Linked DNA regions of Homo sapiens: region 2 is linked to region 1. Evidence: read pairs that join two places in POLR2A ChIA-PET (ENCODE). Cell type or tissue: K562. All regions are shown on one strand. Links, peaks and the distances in the headings refer to the core of each region. The heading gives the core; the rest is flanking DNA.

Region 1 (7,008 bases), core at 2,287-4,786:
CCTGGGTTCAAGAGATCCTCTCACCTCAGCCTCCCGAGTAGCTGAAATTACAAGTGTGTGCCTAATTAATCTATTTTTGCCTAATTAAGTCTATCTTCTTATGGCTGTGTGACCAGAGGCAAGCTATTTAACCTCTTCTGTGTGTCAGTTTCCTCATCTATAAAATGGGGATAATAACAGTAACTGTTTCATAGAGTTGTTATTGGGGATTAAACATTTGGAAACAGTACTCAGAACACTATAAGCATTATATCACTTACATTAAGTGAAGAAAGCCAGTCACAAAAGACCATATGTTGTATGATTTTATTTATATTACAGGAAAAATTGTATAATTCGTAATATATAATATAAATTATACTTACATCAAATGTCCAGAATGGACAAATCTATGGGGAAAGTGGATTAATGGTTGCCTAGGACTGGGGTAGTGGGGATGAATTGGGAGTAACTGCTAATGAATATGGATGGAGTTTCTTTTCAGGGTAAAGAAAAAGTTCTAAAATTAGATTGTAGTGAAGGTTACATAACTATAAATATGCAAAAAACCATGAAAGCGTACATTTTAAATGGGTGAACTGTATGCTACATTAATTATATCAATAAATGCTTTATTCATTTATTTTTTAATTTGGAAAAAACTCAAAAACCTGATAGAAAAAATTCACAAACGAGATATACAGATATCCCTTAAGCATAAGACAAGATGTTTGACCTCACACATAATAAAAGAAATGCAAATGAAAACAATGAGATACCATTCTCACCTATCAGATTGGCAAAAATTAGTAAGTATGACATCATATTCTGTTGCTGAGGTTGTGGGGGAAGAGACACTCTCATATGTTGCCGGTATGGATATAAATTAGTACAACTTATATGGAGGAGAATTAGGCAGTACCTAATAAAACTACGTATAGGTTTATACCTTTGGATCCAGCAATCCCACTTCTAAGAACTTATAATTGCAAAATACTGGAAATCACCTAAATGCCCATTTATAGGAGAATGACTCAAAGTGCTGTAAGAAAATGCTGCTGTAAGAAAGAATGAAGAACTCTACAAATTGGTATAAACACTGTTAGGCGAAAAAAGCAAAAGAGGCTGGGCACGGTGGTTCATGCCTGTAATTCCAGCACTTTGGGAGGCCAAAGCCGGTAGATTGCTTGAGCCCAGGAATTCGACACCAGGCTGGGCAACATGGCGAAGCCTTGCCTCCACAAAAAGTACAAAAATTAGCTGGGCATGGTGGCACGTGCCTGTAGTCCCAGCTACTCAGGAGGCTAAGGCAGGAGGATTGCTTGAATCCAGGAAGCAGAAGGTACAGTGAGCTGTGATTACGCCACTGCACTCCAGCCTGGGTGACAGAGGGAGACTCAGTCTCAAAAAAAAAAAAAAAAGAGCAAAAGGATATTATAGTATGTTTTTGAGGAAGAAAGAAAGGAAGATAGGAGCCAGGCATGGTGGCTGACATCTGTAATCCCAGAACTTTGGGAGGCCAAAGCAGGTGGATCACCTGAGTTCAGGAGTTCAAGACCAGCCTGGCCAACATGATGAAACCCCATCTCTACTTAAAAAAAAATATATATATATATAGGCCGGGCGCAGTGGCTCACATCTGTAATCCCAGCACTTTGGGAGGCCGAGGTGGGCGGATCATGAGGTCAGGAGTTCAAGACCTGCCTGACCAACATGGAGAAACCCTGTCTCTACTAAAAATACAAAAACTAGCTGGGAGTGGTGGCGTGCACCTGTAATCCCAGCTACTCAGGAGGCTGAGGCAGGAGAATCGCTTGAATCCGGGAGGCAGAGGTGGCAGTGAGCCGAGATCACGCCACTGCACTCCAGCCCAGGCAACAGAGTGAGACTCCATCTCAAAAAAAAAAACGCCAAGGTGGGTGGATCACTTGAGGTCGGGAGTTCAAGTCCAGCCTGACCAACATGGAGAAACCCCATCTCTACCAAAAATACAAAATTAGTCGGGCATGGTGGCGCATGCCTGTAATCTCAGCTACTCGGGAGACTGAGGCAGGAGAACTGCTTGAACCCAGGAGGCAGAGGTTGCAGTGAGCCAAGATCGCACCATCATTGCCCTCCAGCCTGGGCAACAAGAGCGAAACTCTGTCTCAAAAAAAAAAAAAAAAAAAAAAATTAGCCGGGCATGGCGGTGTACACCTGCAATCCCAGCTGCTAGGGAAGCTGAGGCAGGAGAATTGTTTGAACCTGGGAGGTGGAGGTTGCGGTGAGCCGAGATCACACCATTATACTCCAGCTTGGGCACCAAGAGCAAAACTGTCTCAAAAGGAAAAAAAAAAAAAAAAAAAAAAAAGCCGGGCGCGGTGGCTCACGCCTGCAATCCTAGCACTTTGGGAGGCCGAGGCAGGCAGATCACCTGAGGTCAGGAGTTGGAGACCAGCCTGGCCAACATGGTGAAACCTCGTCTCTACTAAAAATACAAAAATTTGCCAGGCGTGGTGGCACATGCCTGTAGTTCCAGCTACTAGGGAGGCTGAGGCAGGGGAATCGCTTGAACCCAGAAGGCAGAGGTTGCAGTGAGCCGAGATCGCACCACTGCACTCCAGCCTGGGTGACAGAGCGAGACTCCATCTCAAAAAAAAAGAAAGAAAGAAAGAAAGAAAGAAAAGTAGGAAAATATACATTACCTACTCATTTCTGTAGAAAGCCATGTGGGAAGGATAAACCAAAAATGAATGAGATGGATTCTTACATACAGTAGGTGGGAAGGCGGTAGAAAGCACTGCAGGGTGTGGAGGTGGGTAACATTTATTTGAATATACCTTTTTGTATAGTTCTCACTTTTGGTTTTGGATCCGTGATAATGCTTTCACATACTCAAAATAAATGAAACAGAATCAATGAGGAGGGAGAAAATGCTAAAATATAATACAAACAGAAATTAATGAACCTAACAGTATTTCAAATCAACCATATAACCACACTGAAAGGGGGAAGAAAAGATATAACCCAAGTAACTTTTTTTTTTCGAGATGGAGTCTTGCTCTGTCACCCAGTCTGGAGTGCAATGGCGCGATCTCTGATCACTGCAACCTCCGCCTCCCGGGTTCAAGTGATTCACCTGCCTCAGCCTCCCGAGTAGCTGGGATTACAGGCGCACACCATCACGGCCAGCTAATTTTTGTATTTTTAGTAGAGACAGGGTTTCACCATGTTGGCCAGGCTGGTCTCGAGCTCCTGACCTCAAGTGATCCACCCACCTTGGCCTCCCAGAGCGCTAGGATTGTAGGTGTGAGCCACTGTGCCTGGTCTGAAATATATATATATATATATTTTAAAGGCAGGCAGGAATGAATGCCACGGGTATAGTATTTATTTAGTTAGTTAGTTATTATTTTTTGAGACAGAGTCTTGCTCTGTTGCCCAGGCTGGAGTGCAGTGGTGTGATCTTGGCTCACTGCAACTTCTGCCTCCCAGGTTCAAGTGATTCTCCTGCCTCAGCCTCCTGAGCAGCTGGGACTACAGGTGTGCACCAACACACCTGGCTAATTTTTGTATTTTTGGTAGAGACGGGGTTTCACCATGTTGGCCAGGCTGGTCTTGAACTACTGACCTCAAGTGATCCACCCACTTGGGCCTCCCAAAGTGCTGGGATTACAGGCATGAGTCACTGCACCAGGCCCCCATAGGTATAGCTTTAGAATTGGAGGTATCAGTATGAATTCATGGTATTTAAGAGAGAAACCAATATGGAAATAGAGTGGTATGTGTATATGTGCATGTGTGTTTCCTAGTTCTGGCCACTGGGAGCAGTGACACTCCAAGAGCAATGATAATACCTAGCCTCCGGATCATGGCTTCTATATACCATTCTCCACTAAATAAAACCAGGGCTTCCTGGATAAATGGCTGATTCCTGGGCTGGCAAAGTACAAAATGATTCTGAAATTTCCTACTGTGCCAGAAAGTAAGGAAGTGGTTCAGAGAATGATGGGAACATGCCAAAAGTAGAGAGAAGCCAAACTCAAGGTTCTCACTGGCCAAATCAACAACAATCTGAGCATTAAATTAAAGCATCCTAACAAATTATAATCTATTAATTAAAATAAAAATCTATGAGTCCACACTGATTGTAATGGACCTAGTGACACTGGCTCTAAAGATTTTGGACTTGCCAGCATCTGTAATCGCATGAGCTAATTCTTTCTCCTAAATCTCTTTATAGATTTGTATTTATATTATGTGTATAGATAATATATAGATATGTGGATGTGCATCTCCAATTGTTTTTCCTAGAGAGCCCTAATACATTGATATAAATAAATGAATAAGTAAGTAAATATGGAGAAGACTCTTCCTTACAGTAAAATCTCAATATCAATGAATGAATGTAGAAACAATTATCAAATGAGAAGTCACCATTTGACAACTATTGTAATAATAATTCAGGCAAGAATCATCAACGGGTGGTAAAAATAGTGGGTAAAAAATCTGATGAGAAACAAGATACTGACATAGCCTCAAAATGCCTTCCCACAAGTTACTTATTAATTATTAATGGAAAAGCAGTAACTATACAGAAGAGAAACCTAGCAGACACCACCTTAACCAAACAATCAAAGTAATTAGACATCATCAACAGTAATTAGACAAATCAACATCAAGTGCCTCCTGATATGATCACTAAGAAGGGCACAACATGTCTGTGATATTCCTATGGAGAAATACATACACTGATCCTACGCATGAGGAAACATCAGATAAATCCAAATTGAAGGACATTCTATAAAATAACTGACCTGTACTCTTCAAAAGGTCATGAAAAACAGAAAGATTGAGGAAACATTTGAAGGCATCTAAGAGATGTGACAATTAAGTTACTAAAAAAGACTCTGGAGTCACTGAAGCAGGGTGACCAACTTGTCTTGTTTGCCCAGGACTTTTCTGGCTTTAGAACTGAAAGCCCCACATACCAGGAAAAGCCCAGGCAAATGGGGACAGTTGGTCAACCGATCCTGAAGTGTCCACTGTCTGACCCGCACAAAGCAAAACACTGCCACACTTAAAAAGCACTGAATATGCATCAAGAGCCACCAAAATGTCAGCAGTGCCAGAGCACAGTCTCTGAAGCCAGGCTGCCTATGCCCAAATCCTAGCTCTGCCACCCTTCCTGGCTGTGTGACCCTTGGCAAATCACTTAGCCTCTCTGTACCTCAGTTTCTTCATCTGTAAAATGTAGATAAGAAGAGTTTACTTCTCTTCTTATCTACATTTCACTTATATACCTTCTCACTTCTAATGTAAACTATGAACTTTGGGTGGTGATGATGTGTCAACGTAGGTTCACTGACTGTAACAAATGTACCAATCTGGGTAAGGATGTTGACAGCGGGAGAGGCTGCATACATGTGTGTGTGTGCATGCATGCGTGTGGTAAGCAGAGGGTGTGTGGTAGCTCTCTGTACTTTCTGCTCAATTTTGCTGAGAACCTAAAACGGCTCTAAAAAAGTCTTTTTTCAAAAACGAAGATAATTGTAGTTTCCATATGGTAGCTACTAAAATGAGTTAACATATAATATAGAAAACACTTAGAACAGCACCTGGAACACAGTAGATCTTAGTGTCAGTGATTACTTACAGTAGCAGTTTCCAGTTCTGCTAATTTACCTAAGGGAATAATCTTACATTTGGAAAAAAAAAAGCCTCTTGCATAAGTATATTCAGTAGTATTTATAAGAATAAAAAATCTAGAAACAATCTAACTGTTCTACAAGTAGCGGTATTATATGAGTTCTGGCACATTATGTGGTAGGACATTACAAGTCACTAAAAACAATGGTTCTGAAAGCAGAGGGACTAATCTTTGAGAGGTGAGGGGTTCTCTTTCCACCTCTTACTGGTAAAGAGGAACAGGAACTTTACATCAGAACCCCACTCTATAGCCTCTAATGTTTTCTGTTCACCTATTATTCACTATAGCATAAAAATAAACTCCTTTCACAATGGTCATGAAATTAGGACCCTTACACATTGCTGGTGGAAATGTAAGATGATACAGCTGCTATGGAAAACAGTATGGCGGTTCCTCAAAAATTAAACATAGAATTGCCACATGATCCAGCAATTCTACTTCCAGGTATATATCCAAAAGAACTGAAAGCAGGGTCTTGAATAGAAATTTGTATACTGATGTTCAGAGTAGCATTATTAGCAATAGTCAAAAGGTAGAAGCAACCCAAGAGTCAGTCAATAGATGGATGGACAAGCCAAATTGGTATACACATATAATGGAATATTAGCCTTTAAAAAGGAAGAAAATTCTGACATCTGCTACAACATGGATGAACCCTGAAGACATTATGCTAAGTGAAATAAGCCAGGCACAAAGGGACAAATGTCATATGATTCCACTTATATGAAGTACCCAGAGTAGTCACATTCATAGAGACAGAAATAAGATGGTGGTTGCCAGGGTTTGGAGGAAGTGAGAAGGGGGAGTTATTGTTTAAGGGGTACAGAGTGTTTCTGAAAGTGGAAGGTGGTTATGGTTGCACAACAAGGTAAATGTACTTAATTCCACTGAACTGTAAATCTAAAAATGGTTAAAATGGTAAATTTTGGGCTGGGTGCAGTGGATCATGCCTATAATCCCAGCACTATAGGAGTCCAAGGTGGGAGGACTGCTTGAGCCCAGGAGTCTGCGACCAACCTGGGCAACATAAGGACATCCCATCTCTACAAGCAATTTAAAAATTAGCTGGCCATGGTGGTGTGCAGCTGTGGTCCCAGCTACTCGGAGTCTGTAGCAGAAGAATCACTGAGTCTGGGAGGTCCAGGCTGCAGTAAGTTGTGGCTGCACCACTGCACTGCAGCCTGAGTGACAGAGCAAGACCTTGACTCAAAAAAAAAAAAAAAAAAAAAGGTAAATTTAAATTATGTAGGCTGGGTGCAGTGGCTCATGCCTGTAATCCCAGCACTTTGAGAGACCAACGCGGGCAGATCACCTGAGGTCAGGAATTCAAGACCAGCCTG
Region 2 (7,008 bases), core at 2,134-4,633, 400 kb after region 1:
CCGGGAGAGGCTCAACCAGTTCTGAGCTGGTTGAAGCAAGGTCAACCAACCCAGGGTCAACAGGTACAGGGCCAGCTAGAACAGGGCCAACTGCAGTGGGATCAGCTTCAACAGAGTCAACTGGCATGGGGCTGGCTTGGGCAGAGTCGACCAATGAGAGATGGGTTGGTATAGGATTGGTTTGGATAGTGTCAGCCAGCTTTGGGTAGAGGTCTAGAGGGCCTTCTTTAGCAGGACTACTTTGTCCAGCACTTCTCTCCAAGTTCTTAGGGCTAGAATTCTCCAAGGCAGCTGCCCAGGCCCGAGCCCAAGCCCGGGGCTTCCCCTTACCCTGGAGAGGCCCAGACTCTTTTTGAAGTTCTTCCTGAGGCTGTTTCTGCAAGTTGTCTACCTGAGAGGTCACTTCTGTACCTACAGTAGACTGCCCGCGAGAAGATGACCTCAGCCTCCTGGCATAGCCTTCCACACAGGCTGCTGGCTGCTCCTTGCTCTTCTTCTTCCTGCCCTTTCGAGCTCTCTGGGAACCTGGTGCTGCATTGGCAGGTGGGTTCTGAGGCTCCTTGGGCACCACCGGCTCCACGACCTCCCTGGGCTTCAATAAGCAGGCTGAGTCCAGCTTCTCCTCTGAGTTCAATGACAACCCCTCTTTCTCAGAGCAGAGGGTTACCTTGGGCACAGCAGCCTCTGTCTCTGACTCCAGTGTAGGCATAAGCAGCTGCAAGGCAGAACTAGTCTCTAGCGAGTCATCCAGGAGCACAGGCCGGGGTCCAGGAGAGACCTGTCGCACCACAACTGGGATCTCCAGGTCATCGCCAGCTGTGGCTGCCTGCCCCACAATCTCCAGCACTACGCAGCCCTCAGGCAGTGTCAAATCATCTGGCTGCTCCTGAAGCTCATCCTCAAGTGATGCCAGGTGGGTGAGGTTGGGCAGGCAGTATGGGTGCATGGCCCGCACCAGCTCACTCAGGGAGGAGATGCTCTCATCACCAGCTGCTGGCACTGCCATCTCTGCTGCTGTTGCTTTATCTTCCTCCTCAGGGCAGGCCAAATGCATGGGGAAGTCCGGGATACTGCTCACACAGTTGTCAAGCTCCCCGGCAAGAATCTGGCCACTGAAGCTGGCCACCTCCTCCTCTTCTTCTCCATCACTGCGCTGCTGGGGAGGTGGGGATTGGCCCCAGCGTGGTCTTGATCTTGGGGGTCTCCAGCTAGGAAGCTTGGGGGAAGAGGTCTCTAAGAAAGAGGGTGGGGAGAAGTCCCAAGAGGGATCTGGAAGAGACATTTCAACCTGCAGGAGAGAAGAGAGGTCTCAGGAGGAGTTTTCTTTGGGAAAGTATTTTCCAGACCTGTCCCCACACACTCCTCCTCCCACCTGGGAGTTTCTGAAACCCTCTAGGTCAGGCTTACCCCACTCCCTCTACTGCTGCCTGTACTGGGCCCCAGTGGGTCAACTGGGGTGATGAGGTCACGTTCTGGGGGTGTCCGAGAGAGAGTAAGCAGCTTGTGCAGCTAAGAGGGAAAGAAAGACCTGAGATCAGTCTATGCTTCAGAGCTATATGAGTAGGTCCACAGGCATGGGTCTAAACTTTGTACTAATCCCCTTCCCCTGGTCCCACACTCACAGAGGAGCCCTCCCGGGGTGACACAAGCAGCTCCGAATCAGGAATGCTGTCAAATGGAGAAAGGTTCTCAGAATCTGCATTGTCCAAGATCTCCGTCAGAGCCGTGAGCAGCGACACTTCATTCTGGTCCTCCAGAGATAACCTGCTCTGCTCCAGAAAAACAACCAGAAGGTCCTACCAACATCCCTAATGACCTACTATGCCACTAAGGACTGGATATCGAGAGAATCAGTCTCCCAGGTTCAACTCAGCTAATGGGGCAGCGAGAAGGATCTGAATACCAGAAGGCATGGATTCCAATCTCAGCTACCATCCACCAGCTCTTGGTGTCAACAGAGACCTGTCAGACTTGACTCAAGCTTGGGTTTCACACATTCCCCTACCCTCAGATAAGATGTGGGATGCTCAGCAGACAACCATCGGCTAGGCTAGAAATGAGCTGAAAAACAGAGATCAGAATCCTCTGGACATGTAGTTCAGGGGCCCAGACAGTGGGAAAGGCCTTGGACTATAGTCTAAGCTAGGAAAGGAATTCTTACATGGGACATAATCTGGCAGCCTGCAGCCTAATTCCCACTTAGAGACAAAAAATACACTTCAAGGATTCAGGTTGGGCACCCAGGAAGAAGCTAAGGTCCTGGGAGAGCAGAGCCATGCCAAGAATTTGAGCTAGAACCTCCCATGTAAACCTCCTGCTTGAAGATTTCAGAGTCCAGCCCCAGCTCACCTCTCCAAGGCTCCCAAAATCCTCAATGAGGGAGATAAGGGAGGCATCCATGTAGCTCTGCATGGTCCCCAGCAGTGTCTCATCCTGCAGCATTAGCTCCTCCATTTCCAGGTCCTTGTCCCTCAGAGATGGGCCCAGCCGAGAGAGACTGACAAAGCCAGAATCACCCGCCTCCTCATGCAGCAGCACCTGGAGCAGAGAAGAAGGTGAGAAGGGTATGAGCTCTCTGGCAGCAGCTGATAATATGCTCCATAAATCAGGTACCCTCCACTGCTGGGGCCAAACTCAGCAGCAGCAACACTGTCGCCAAACTTCTGGGCTAGCAGAGCAGAGAGAAGCACAACCTATGAGCAAAAACCCCAATAAGGATGGCAGTTTTCAGGGACCTTCTGGGGCAGAAAAATGTTTGGGCTCCAACCAGAAACAGCTAGAGTCACAGATTAAAACCCGGGAGTAAAAACATCAGGAAAATCAAGATTGTTCAGAATCATCTACTGGCAGCAGTGAAGATAACAGTCTGAGGGGCACACCAAAGCAAAAGAGGTCAGCAAGGAGACAGCTTCAGCTCCAACAACCTCACCTACCTCAAATCCCATTTAGTTCTCTGCTTAGTGCAAATCCTACCTTCTTCAAGAAGACACCCCAGCTTCCCCAGCCCACGGTGATCTCTCCTCACAACTCTAAAATCACAGACTTTTCTGCAGCATTAACTTTTCTGGTAATCACACCCCACCCCCTACCCCCATCCCCATGACACTCATGGGTTCGGTCTCCTGGGTTCAAGCGATTCTCCTGCCTCAGCCTCCGGAGCAGCTGGGATTATAGGCGCCCACCACCACGCCCAGCTAATTTTTGTATTTTTAGTAGAGACAGGGTTTCACCTTATTGGCCAGGCTGGTCTCAAACTCCAAATCTCAAGTAATCCGCCCGACTCAGCCTCTGAAAGTGCTGTGATTACAGGCGTGAGCCGCCACGCCCGGCCGACACTTATTTTGAAGGCCCAACAGTGAGACACTCAACCTCTCAATGGTAATTCCAAGGGAAGGGCCTCTTCTCCACTCCTACCAGATGAGAGCAAGTGAAGAGAAAGCTTGATTCCCTAGATGGAAAGGCCCCGCCCCACACTCCTCTAAGAACTAGCAGCATTTACGGCCTCTCGTGTCAGGCATCAAGCAGCCCGCCCAGACCTGTCAAGAGTGTGGGTGTGGGCAGGGCCGGAAGGGACCAGAATGGTAGTGGTGAGGCCAGAGCCAGGGGGATCTCCACTACAGTAGTCCCCCCTTATCCTAGAGGGATACATTCCAAGATCCCCAGTAGATGCCTGAAACCACAGATACTACCAATACATTGGTATGTATTGATACAAACAATACATACCAACGATGAAGTTTAACTTATAAATTAAGCACAATAAGAAATTAATAATAAAATAGATTAAAACAATATACTATAATAAAAGTTATGCGAATGTGGGCTCTCTGGCTCTCAGAATATCTCACTGTACTGTACTCATGTATTTTTAGACCCCAGTTGACAGCAGGTTAACAGAAACTGTGGATAAGGGGAAACTACCGCATAGGAAACATGAAGTAAAAAGGCCTGAGAACAGGATCACATACAGACAGGCCAGACCTTCCCTTTCCTCTTCTGCAACAAAGTGAAATTCCGCACCACTTCCAAAAGAAAAAAGCAACAGGTGTCTTCCACACCCCCACCCCCCACACCCCGGCAATATATACCCTCCTAACAGAGCTGAGTACCAACGCCCAGGAAAAGGAAAGGCTGGTTAAGGACGCGTTAGGAGGCCAGGCCCAGAGAATAAGCAAAAAGTGGTAGGTTTTAGGCACTAACTCCTCCCAGGCCTTCACAATCCTATAATTACAAACCAGCAGCTGAATAGCACCTGGCTCTGCAAACACTCCAGGGTGAGCCAAGAGGCTGCAACTCCATTTGCTCTGCCACCACCTACCTACCAGAGCCCCAGCGACTAAGCTGGAATCTCAAGACAATGCCCAGCTCTCTATGAACCACTCATCTTCACCTCCATCAGGTGTCCAGTCAGAGACACACCCTCACACCTGACCTCACCCATCACTCAATTCCCAAACAGCACAGCTCCCAGAGTACCAAGATCATCCGAGTGCTAAGCCCAGGCTGAAAGTAAGCCAGCCATCAGCACCTCTAACTTCAAAAACCTCCCAAGTAGCTTTCACCCACCAAACCTGCTCCCTCCAGGGTTCAAAAACAGTCAGAAACTTTTTAAATATGTATCTGATCACTGCCTGAGACCCTCCCTAAATCCCTTCAATGGCATTTTACTGCTCTTAGCATTAGGTTTAAACTCTTTAATATAGCTTACAGGCCGGGTGTGGTGGCTCACGCCTGTAATCCCAGCACTTTGGGAGGCTGAGGTGGGTGGATCACTTGAGGTCAGGAGTTCAAGACCAGCCTGACCAATATGGTGAAACCCTGTCTCTACTAAAAATACAAAAATTAGCCATGTGTGGTGGTGCTTGCCTGTAATCCCTGCTACTCAGGAGTCTGAGGCAGGGGAATTGCATGAACCCAGGAGATGGAGGTTGCAGTGAGCCAAGATCACACCACTGCACTCCAACCTGGGTGACAAAGCAAGACTCCATTTCAAAAACAACAACAAAACAACAAAATATATATATATATAGCTTACAAAAGTCCTGTCTTCCCCACCAGACCTCTGCTCCAGCGTGTCCTCTCCCACTACTCTGTAGTACAGGTCTCGGTTTCTCCAATAAGCCATGCTCTCTTCCTCCTTGAGGGCTTCACTTTTCCCTGATTAAAGGTTTTCCACAGTTTTAACATCTCAGCTTTAAATGTCCCGTCTCAGACTCTGCAAAGTAGATCACTACTGCCAATTACATAATCCCAAATATCCTGCACTTTTGTCTCATTCATTATTATTTATCATCGGTCTATCCTGATTAAAACATAGATCCTGAGGGATAAAGACCATGTTTATGTGGTTTACCAGTTTGTCCCCTGTGCCTAAACATAATGGTATTTCAATAAATAACTGGCTGACTGACCAGCTCACATATACCCATCTTTGGTTTTCGGGGGAAGGGAATGACAATCTCTCCATGAGATCCTCTCCAATCCCAAATTACTACTTAACTATTATAGCTGGATCTTGGATCCTTCCTGACTCTCCCTGTGCTATTTGGGAATTCAGTGATGGGTGAGGTCAGGTGTGAGGGTGTGTCTCTGACTGGACACCTGATGGAGGTGAAGATGAATGGTTCATAGAGAGCTGGGCATTGCCTTGAGATTCTGGCCTAGACCCTGGGGCTCTGGTAGGTAGGCAGCACCAGCCCCAAAAGATGTGACCTCTGAGAAAGTAGGGGAGAAGGGATCAGCGCTCCCAAATTCTTGCCCCAGAAACCATTCTCCCCTGGGCAAGGGCCTGGATTGGTCTGCCGGACCTGATATTACCAGGCAGCCTGCAGCCCAACTCCCACCTAGTAACACACAAAAAATGCTGTCAAGGACTCAGCTTAATTGTTTAAGAGAGGTAACAGTTCAAACTAATTCCTGCCCCTTCTACCCTGGGTGGAAACTTTTAAGAAGCCCTCCACTGTAGAGTAGAACAATAACACTTTTTGAAGGCCAAGAAAAAAATATCTAACAGAATCCTCCTCATCCAGTGTATGTTCAACTGTTGAACATGTTGAACAGTTCTCAAACCGCCTCCAACTTTTCCCATCCCCAGCAAAAAATCCGAAGAGCCTTAAGTACGGACCACCCCAGTTTCTGCGTGTCAGATTACAGGAGCATGCCTTCCCAAAAGAGATGCTGGAGGAAAAAGTGAGGAGAGGATTCCCTTTCCCTTTCTTAACCTTGTCCCAGGTGTATGTTGACACTCCCCATACCCCTTGAATCACTAATAAGGCAAGACTGCAAGGCAACCAAAACGCCAATGCCCGTGACTCACAACCCACCCCAAGCCGGTCAGACGGAAGCGCCACAAACTCACTCCTCCACAACCCTTCAGCCTCAGCCCTCTACCCTCCCCATCACACTCAGCCATCCGCAGGGAACAAACTCCCGCAACATCTGGAGAGTCCTTCACCATCCGCAGTGGAGAGACGTTGCGGACCCAAGCAGCAGGGAAAAAAAAAACCTCCAAGGCTCTGAACAAAGTTGACTCTAGCAGCCCTTACCTTCCTTCCCGGCCCGGGCCTCCAGCCCCGGCAGGAGATGGCGGGACCCGTGGAGACACACCCAGTTCGCGTCAGCCAGGCTCCAAGGCCGATACTAGATGCCCGACAGCCTGGGACGGGAGCCACGTGGACGTTCCTTCCCCGCCCCCACGTGGACCCGCTGCCTGCGCCCCCCTCCACCAGGAGCCCGACCCACGTGGATGCCCGGGCCGCCTAGAGGGGGAGGGGAGGCAGACAAGTTCTCCCGGGAAAATTGCTCCCCCAACCCCACGTGGCTCCGAAAAGGGAACTGCGGCGCCGGGCTCGGGGAGCCTCACTGGGCATCCTTACATGGAGGTCTCAGCCTTCGACCCCAAGTCCGAACCCCTGACCCCCAGCCGCGGGTTATGTTTCCGACACCCCGCTCTCCCCCTCCGGCGTCCCCCAGGAATGGCCGTAGAGACGCTGCCTCTGCCCGCCTACC

Evidence for each region. Peaks named below come from ENCODE experiments on the same cell type or tissue, not always from the same donor. Only the 100,000 strongest peaks of a DNase experiment are listed, where the experiment ranks them.
Region 2: POLR2A ChIA-PET joins it to region 1 with 6 read pairs; 1 of 35 experiments calls an interaction of 5 or more read pairs at or near these places.

The regions. Positions count from the first base shown.
Region 1 is chr10:102,537,019-102,544,026 of GRCh38, reverse strand. The region is part of intron 2 of SUFU (SUFU negative regulator of hedgehog signaling); the gene reads right to left. Among named protein-coding and RNA genes, the nearest start is that of SUFU, 37 kb to the right of the region's middle. RefSeq lists an enhancer at 6,691-6,850. In K562, for the core only: a CTCF peak has its summit at 3,797; a DNase peak (open chromatin) is centred at 3,786.
Region 2 is chr10:102,133,380-102,140,387 of GRCh38, reverse strand. It overlaps PPRC1 (PPARG related coactivator 1), which reads right to left. Exons shown (of 14, transcript NM_015062.5): 2 at 2,350-2,538; 3 at 1,623-1,769; 4 at 1,408-1,509; 5 at 1-1,288. Among named protein-coding and RNA genes, the nearest start is that of PPRC1, 3.8 kb to the right of the region's middle. RefSeq lists an enhancer at 951-2,150 and silencers at 6,676-6,795, 6,826-6,875. In K562, for the core only: no CTCF peak of the experiment used is centred there; a DNase peak (open chromatin) is centred at 3,514.